2 separate regions of the Homo sapiens genome follow, and region 1 is linked to region 2. A link is an interaction called in ENCODE POLR2A ChIA-PET data of the cell type or tissue named here. Cell type or tissue: GM12878. All regions are shown on one strand. Links, peaks and the distances in the headings refer to the core of each region. The heading gives the core; the rest is flanking DNA. Region 1 overlaps UBAC2 (UBA domain containing 2). Region 2 overlaps UBAC2 (UBA domain containing 2).

What was found. Peaks named below come from ENCODE experiments on the same cell type or tissue, not always from the same donor. Only the 100,000 strongest peaks of a DNase experiment are listed, where the experiment ranks them.
Region 1: POLR2A ChIA-PET joins it to region 2 with 5 read pairs; 2 of 35 experiments call an interaction of 5 or more read pairs at or near these places.

Annotation. Positions count from the first base shown.
Region 1 is chr13:99,230,141-99,234,540 of GRCh38, forward strand. All of the region lies in intron 1 of UBAC2 (UBA domain containing 2), which reads left to right. Among named protein-coding and RNA genes, the nearest start is that of GPR18, 26 kb to the right of the region's middle. In GM12878, for the core only: no CTCF peak of the experiment used is centred there; a DNase peak (open chromatin) is centred at 1,764.
Region 2 is chr13:99,294,796-99,299,195 of GRCh38, forward strand. The region is part of intron 4 of UBAC2 (UBA domain containing 2); the gene reads left to right. GPR183 (G protein-coupled receptor 183) reads right to left here. Exons shown (of 2, transcript NM_004951.5): 2 at 1-1,368. The coding sequence starts at 1,350. The coding sequence ends at 265. Among named protein-coding and RNA genes, the nearest start is that of GPR183, 10 kb to the right of the region's middle. In GM12878, for the core only: no CTCF peak of the experiment used is centred there; no DNase peak of the experiment used is centred there; H3K4me3 peaks cover 3,113 bases; H3K27ac peaks cover 3,464 bases.

The DNA.
Region 1 (4,400 bases), core at 213-4,212, 65 kb before region 2:
CAAATTATCACAAACGTGGTGGTTTAAAACAAAAGAAATATGGCCAGGCACAGTGGCTCATGCCTGTAATCATAGCACTTTGGGAGGCTGAGGTGGGCAGATTGCCTGATCTCAGGAGTTCGAGACCAGCCTGGGCAACATGGCAAAACCCTGTCTTTACTAAAAATACAAAAACATGAGCTGGGCATGGTGGCAAGCGCCTGTAGTCCCAGCTGCTTGGGAGGCTGAGGGACGAGAATTGCTTGAACCTGGGAGGCGTCAGAGGTTGCAGTGAGCTGAGATCACGCCACTGCACTCCAGCCTGGGCAACAGAGCAAGACTCTGTCTCCTCAATAAATAAATAAATAAAACAAAATAAATTTATTATCCTACAGTTTGGAGGCCAGAAGTCCAAAATGGATCTCACTGGGATAAAATCAAGGTGTCAGCAGGGCTGCATTTCTTTTGGAAGCTCTGAGAAGGAATCTGTTTCTTCGCCTTTTGTAGCTTTCTGAGGCAGCTCACATTTCTTGACTCATGACCCAATTTTATCTTCGAAGCCAAGGGTGACTGGTGGACTCTTTCTTACACATTGTCACTCTGAAACTTACTCTCCTGCCTCCCTCTTGCACTTAAAAGGACTCTTGTGGGCCGGTTGCAGCGGCTCACGCTTGTAATCCTAGCGCTTTGGGAGGCCGAGGCGGGTGGATCATGAGGTCAGGAGTCTGAGACCAGCCTGGCCAATATGGTGAAATCCCATTTCTAGTAAAAATACAAAAATTAGCTGGATGTGGTGGCACGTGCCTGTAGTCCCAGCTACTCAGGGGGCTGAGGCAGGAGAATCGCTAAACCCGGTAGGCGGAGGTTGCAGTGAGCTGAGATTGTGCCACTGTACTCCAGCCTGGGCGACAGAGGGAGACTCCGTCTCAAAAAAAAAAGGACTCTTGTGATTGCATAGAATCCAGCTGGATATCTTAGGTAGTCTCATCTCAAGGACATCTGATTAGCAACCTCAATTCTGTCTGCAACCTTAACTCCCCCTTGCTGTGTAACCCAACATAGTCACAGGTTCTGGGGATTAGGACGTGGACCTCCTTGGGGAGCCAGTATTCTATCACAGTCACCTTCCTGTTGATAAGTTCACCTTCACTGAGTTTCTCTAGCTGCCCACCTTGAATGGTGGCAGTGTCAACATTCCTGTGGTTTGATATTTCTTTTATAACCTGATAACATTTGATTCACATTTCACTTCCAGCACTATTACTTTTTGTTGCTTTGCTGTATACATTTTTTTTTTTTTTTTTTTTTTTTGAGATGGAGTTTCTCCCTGTCGTCCAGGCTGGAGTACAATGGTGTGATCTCGGCTCACTGCAGTCTCTGTCTCCTGGGTTCAAGTGAGTCTCCCACCTCAGCCTCCCGAGTAGCTGGGACTACAGGCGTGCCACCACGCCCAGCTACTTTTTATATTTTTAGTAGAGACGGGGTTTTGCCATGTTGACCAGGCTGGTCTCAAACTCCTGACCTTAAGTGATCTACCCGTCTCGGCCTCCCAAAGTGCTGGGATTATAGATGTGAGCCACCACGCCTGGCTCTCTTTTTGTATACTTTCATGTGTATTGACTAGTTCCCTCTTTTGATGATCTATTTTTGTAAAATGTCACATGAATTTATCATTGGAAGATGAGGCAACACAACTACATACTTTACTGTCTGTGCATGAATGGAATAACAGCTGCCCAGTGACCAGTCACTGACAGACTTAGAAAGAAGTGACATACATGATTGGTTGCTGATCATAATGCACGTCTTACTGACATAATGATCTATGTACTGAAGAGCTGGTGTTGTTTTACCAAATCATGGTAACTGAAGTCTGTGCCTATCAGAGCTATGCAGAAATGAGGAACTGCCAGTGTGTGTATTTTTGTACCATGTCTACATGTGTATTTATATAGGTTAATGTGTGTTACTTGTTTTTTAAAAAAGAAAATTGGGAGTTAAGCTAGAAACTATTAGAAGTGTGTATCTATGGGAGTGGGTTTGGGGGTATGGGATAGAGGGGATAAATAACTGAAGTGAAAGTAAACCTTTGTTTTTCCTGGTTTTGGTTTTTGAACAATGTAAATATTTAACATATTCAAAAATTTTAACTGAGAAAGGAGCAAACTTTAATATTGAATGTAAACAGAAATAAACAAATCTCTGTGTTATAACCACTAGGGAAAATAATTCTTTCAAGTAGCTTTTGAACACAAGACCCTGTCCATCCTTAGTTGAGAGATATAGATATATATATATATATTCACACACACATACTCTAAGGACCAAAAGAAAAAAAAAAATCTTCAAAGGTATCTTAAACTTCGCCCAGTGGGCTTAATAAGTAGTTTATTGTTTGTAATGATACTGATACTGTAATATTAAAATTTTATGTATAACCTAGGATAAAGCAAGCAGCTAACTATTAATATTTAAGAGAGAAACGACAGAAATGCAAAGTCCTTAGGAAAAAGCACTGTAGGCCAGGCATGGTGGCTCACAGCTGTAATCCCAGCACTTTGGGAGGCCGAGGCGGGCAGATCGCTTGAGCTCAGGAGTTCAAGACCAGCCTGGGCCACATGGCAAAACCCTGTCTCTACACACACAAAAAAACAAAAACAACGAAAAAAAAACCTGGCCGGTCATGGGGCCTTGCCCCTGTAATCCCAGCTACTTGGGAGGCTGAAGCAGGAGGATTGCTTGAGCCTAGGAGGTGGAGGTTGCAGTCAGCTGAGATCACGCCACTGCACTCTAGCCTGGGCAACACAAGGAGACCCTGTCTCAAAAAAAGAAAAGAAAAATAGCACTGTAGTGTTAAATTGTTAAATTTGAATTGGAAATATCATTATGAATCATGATTTCAAAAATATATTTTCTAGCTCTGATTACTGAAAGAGCTAGAAGCATTGGGACCCAGAAAATTACAGTGAGCACATCTAATGCCCAGATTTGGTTTCTTTTTTTTTTTTTCTGAGACGAAGTCTTACTCTGTTGCCCCAGCTGGAGTGCAGTGGCGTGATCTCGGCTCACTGCAACCTCCACTACCCGGGTTCAAGTGATTCTCCTGCCTCAGCCTCCCAAGTAGCTGGGACTGCAGGCACGCACCACCATGCCCAGCTAATTTTTGTATTTTTAGTAGAGACAGGGTTTCACTATGTTGGCCAGGCTGGTCTTGAACTCCTGACCTCATGATCTGCTCTCCTCGGTCTCCCAAAGTGCTGGGATTATAGGCATGAGCCACTGCACCCGGCCTCAGATTTGGTTTCTAAAGACCATTTCCCAACATTCCCTAACAGGGATCCTTAGAGAAATTCTAGGTCTTGGGCAGGGCGGGTATAGGTGAGCCTAAAGCAAGGAAGATGAGTGGGTAGGTGGAGCAGCCAGAGCAGGCGTTGAGGGCCCTGGTTGAAAGGCCGCAGGAGCTGGTCAGAGGGCTTCCACCTGGACCATCTGAACGTTGGAAAAAGAATGCAACTGATTGTGACACATTGACTAAGTAAAAATCCATGAGTGTAGAGTGATACCGAGATACAAGGAGAATGAAGACAGAAGGCCAGCTAAGAAATAGAAAAGTAATGACAGAATTATCAAAATTATCATTATGTAAACCCTAGTGTAAGTCTTAATTGTAAACTTTTTCACGGTAAAAGGATGGGAGAAAAAAAAAGGCAGTGTTTTTGGTTCCCGATGAAGCGTAAGTATTTCATTATTTGATGGAAATCTCAGCCATGTTTTTGTAACCAAATCTGCTGGTACCACTTGAGTTCTCAAGACTAGTCTTTTGATACTATGAATATTACAGGGTTATTATTTTATTATTATTATTATTCTTATTTTCAGTTGCAAGATTTAATAGAGTGAAAACAGAGCTCCCATACAAAGGGAGGTACAGGGTTATTATATAAAGTAATTATTTCCAAGGAAAGCATGTTATTTCAGCGGTTTTCCTAGATTGAGATGCACTTTATTTTTCTGAGTCTCCATCATGGGCCGGACATTGTGCTAGCCGTTTCTTTTTTTTTTTTTTTTTTTTTTTTTTTTTGAGATGGAGTCTCACTCTGTCGCCCAGGCTGGAGTGCAGTGGCACAATCTCGGCTCACTGCAACCACCACCTTCCAGGTTCAAGCGATTCAAGTGATTCTCCCGCCTCAGCTTCCCAAGTGGGATTATAGGCGCTTGCCACCACGCCCGGGTAATTTTTTTGTATTTTTAGTAGAGATGGGGTTTCGCCATGTTGGCCAGGCTGGTCTCAAACTCCTGACCTCAGGTGATCCGCCCGCCTCAGCCTCCCAAAGTGCTGGGATTACAGGCGTGAGCCACTGCGCCCTGCCTGTGCTAGCCATTTCTACATGCATTACCTCACTTCATTCTTAGCATAACCC
Region 2 (4,400 bases), core at 283-4,282:
TGGGAGTTATTAAGAGCGCCTCCTTTTGGTGTATTCGTTTACAAATAAAAATGAAATATTTATTTGCATTTTTATTGTGCTTTATGTTGTTTGCTTTATGTTGTTCTCTTGGGCTTACTTCCGAGTTGGAGATGGGAAAGTGCCCAATGAAAGAAATATAAAAGAATACTAATTGGAAGCTGAACAATTATTTTGCTTTATAAGGGAAGTCCTGCAAAGTTTGTCATACAGTTTACGTCACTATAAACCAAAATACAATCCATTTCACTTTCCATTTGAAGACTTGGAATGTATCATCATCTGCGTTTCTGTCATTTCACGTGAATTTTCTTCAGGGGCTGACTTCACAGCACTAGAAATCGATACACTGACTTGCCGTTTCAGCATCCTCATAACCTTTCTCTTATACCCTTTACATGCAAAGAAGTAGATAAAAGGGTCCATGCAGCAATTGAAGTTCATCAGGCATACTGTAAAGTGCAGAGAAATCTGGAACGAATGTCTTTGGCTACATTCCAGGAAATTAGAGAAACGAAGCTTCTTAATCATATGTTGAATAATTGCAACATGGTAAGGTGTGAAACAGAGAACAAACACAACAATAATAAGAATAATTGTGTTGAGAGCCTTTTTGTTTACACCAGATTTCTCAGTGAGTGGGTTTTGTTTGGCAGTTCTGAAGAGTTTGCAGCAGATCTGAGAATAGCAGATGAGAATGATTATAAGTGGAAGTACATATCCTATGAAACATGCCCCAAGCAGAATCCAGGGAAGAGATTTAGTTTCTTCAAAGTTTGGATACTCCATGCATGTAATCCTTTCAGCCTCCTGCTTTGACATAGGGTTGATGAGGAGTGGGAGTGTCTGAGCAAATACTAGAATCCAGACAAATATGCACACGCCTTTTGCATGTTCAATCCTTTTTATCTTGTTGTAGCGTAGAGGGTGCACCACAGCAATGAAGCGGTCAATACTCAGGCAGGTCATAAAGTTCACACCTGCATATGTGTTGATGTAAAACACTAGCGCAGTTATCCTACACAAGGCATCTCCGATTCTCCAGTCAAAGCCCATTGCATAGTAGGCTATTCGTGTAGGCAAAGCGGTGGTAAAAAGTATATCAGAAATCACCAAATTTGTTGAATAGAGGGTGGTAGAGTTGATTTTTTTCCTGTTTTGAACAATGACGACCAAGGCTAGTAAGTTTCCCACGAGCCCAATGATGAAGACGAGGCTGTAATGCAGAGGCATTACTATCCTGGCCGTGCTGTGATGTGCATAGAGGTCACAGTCATTTCCCTGAGGAGTTGCAGAGGGCGGAGTAAAATTGTTTGCCATTTGTATATCCATTGGTGGTGGTCCAGGTGTCTAGAAAAAAACCAAGAAGGATCATATAAGTAAAAGCATATGTATTCAGTTTGATTACTCATTAGTTTTAAAAAAGTTTAAATAATGTATCAAAGCAATCCAAACTGTCTTTTATATATCTAAGTTTTAAAATTTCATGACATGCAATTTTTAACAGTTTATAATTATAATATGGTTACATATATGATAACAGGAAGAACAGAATAAAATTTGTGTTTTTACTCTCACAATTTGCTGACTTTGGCAAAGCTCTGGCAAAGGAAACAGAACCATTTAAATAGGGCAAACGCACTTTTGTGACAGAAGGGAATGCACTAAATTTTTAGGCAGAAATTCCCCTTCCCTTTTTTGAATCATTGTCTGGTTAAGTAAAGCACCCCACATTTCAGACAGGCATTAAGCTTTGCTTTTAAATTTAATTTCAGTTGGATTTTTTTTTAACCAAATGCATATCACTGCCAGGAAATGAAATCAGTCACCACATTTATGTAGTGAAATATGAACTTACCACAGTGATCTGATTTGTGTTAACCTAAAAGTCTGAGAAATAGGCTTAGTCCATGTTAGGAACTGAAAGTTAGATTTTCTTTTTAAAAAGAAGAAGACGACGACCGCAACAACCATGACTAAAATGACAAAAAAAGAAGAAAGATAAAGAAAATGAGAGAGAAAAAGACTTAAGCTACTTCAAGGGGAAATTATTAAATTTTAAAACTCTATCAATCTGCAAGTACTCCATGGATCCATGCAATCTATACTTCTACCTTTGCACATAGTAGCAAGCATCACACTTTATATTTTGTTTCTTGCTTTATTCACCAAACATCTTCATGTCAGTGCAATGTATATATTTGTCGTGTATATTTTATATAAACATTTGATAGATATTCTACAGTCTTCCAATGTGTCAATGCATAATTTGCTTAGCTACTCCCTTGATGAACTTTTGGATTCTTTCCAATTCTTTTCTTGTTATAAATAATGTTAAAGCAGAAATTTTAAGTACTAAATTGAAAAATGGAAAACTCCTACAATAAAGTTCTGTAGATGAGGGTAAACTTTGATTAAAGCAGGAAGAACAGAGCAATAAATCCTGTGTGATTATTTTTAAAAGAAAAATAATTCCTCTGATAGAACTGTGTGTACATAAATCTCACCTGGAAGTCACCAAAATTAAGGGGCACTTTCAGCATATCTAGTGATGTTGCTACTGTATATTTAAAGAACTATACAGTATTTCCTTAAAGACTATCTCTACCCTGATCAAAAGCACTGTCTGCAAATCTGCTTCTCTCCCTGCTGTATTAAATGACTTGGATCTCAGCTAACTTCATTCTAACAACCTTAAAACTGAGATGTTCATAGACACTGAGGGTTAGCAGAGGATTGTGGTCATGTTATGTTAGAGGTATGCATTCTGTACAGTGTTGATAGGTTAGTCATTATAACCTAAATGGAAATAAAACCTAAAGCAAAAGAGAGCAAAAATGGAAATAAAACATTTTATTATCCAGAAAAGAGACAATGGGAAAAAAACAAAGAATGAGGATGGTAAGTAGAAAACACAAGAGGGTAGGGATGTGTCACAACAAACTTAAATGGGTTGAGCTTGCCTATTACAGGACAGAGACTATCGGTTTAGATTAAAAAAAAAAAAATTCCAGCTGTTTGCTGCTTAGAAGAGATACAGCTCAAAGTGATAAAGAAAGGTTGAGAATAAAGGCAAGAGAAAATACATACCAGGCAAATCCCAACCAATAAAAAGGTAGTATGGCAGTATTAACATCAGAAAAAATAGAATTCAAGGCAAATTCAATATTAATAGGAATACAGAGGGTCACTGCAAAGGTTAAAAAGAACAGTCTACAAAGAATATAAAAATAATCATGAAATTTGCATGTAACAGCAAAATTTGACGGAATTTGAAGGAGAAATTGGCAAATTCACAACCATGGTGGGAGATCTTAACACATTTCTATTATGATGTGCTAGATAGAAAAGAGATTAAAGACTTATTTACTCAACATGATTTAAAAGCTAACAGAACTTGTACTGAAGACACATGAGCATATATGCAAATTTGACCATGTGCTAGGTCACCAGAAGACTCAAAGCTTTCAGAAAATAGTTATTTTCTGATCACATTGCTTGACTACAGTGCAGCTAAATTATAAACCAATGATAAAAAGATAAAGGATAAGTTTGGAAATGAAAAAATACACTTCTAAGGAACTCATGGGTTAAAGAAGAAATCACAGTGGAAATTTCGAAATGCTTAGAACTAAATGATGAAAGTACTACCTGTGAAAACTGTGGGATGCAGATAAGGCAATCTGAGATAGATATAAAGCCTTGAATGCATTTATTTAAAAAAGGAAAGATTTAAAATATATGTTAAATATACAGTTCAAGAAGCTAGAAAAGAACTGTTTGTCCAAAGCAAGTGGAAGAAAACAATAGAGATAACTGCAGAAATTAATGAAATATAAAAGACAATAAATATCAGTTTTACATTTTGTGCAGGAAAAAAAATGGAGTGGTTCTTAAATAGAAAATCATAGGGATTTCATTGTGGAATAAAAGTAGAAAAAGATTTTTCCATTTAGTTGGGAAAGGCTTCATGTGAAAAGCAGCTTTTCAGGAACTAGGACTAGACACAAGAGAGAGGTGAAAATTCCAGGCAAGGGTTGCAGCTTTGGAATAGGCAACAATAACTTTTATTAATATTTTTCTAAGTTCTTTGAAAATGTATTTTTTTCTAAGTTCTTTGAAAATGTATTTTTTTCCAAAAATCTAAATGTATATTTTTGAGTATTTCTAAGCAGATTCATGGGAATTGCCTTTAAAATACATGGCAGGAAAAAAATACTTCACTGTAGAGTCTGCAAATCCTCCATATGAATAATTATTATTGTAGAAATTAGGAAAGTAACACTTATGTGACACTCAGAGGTGCCATTGCTTGCCAGTTTGTATACAAATGCGTGTCTGACTGCATCACCAAATAAGATGCAGCATCTAGCAGAGCCAGA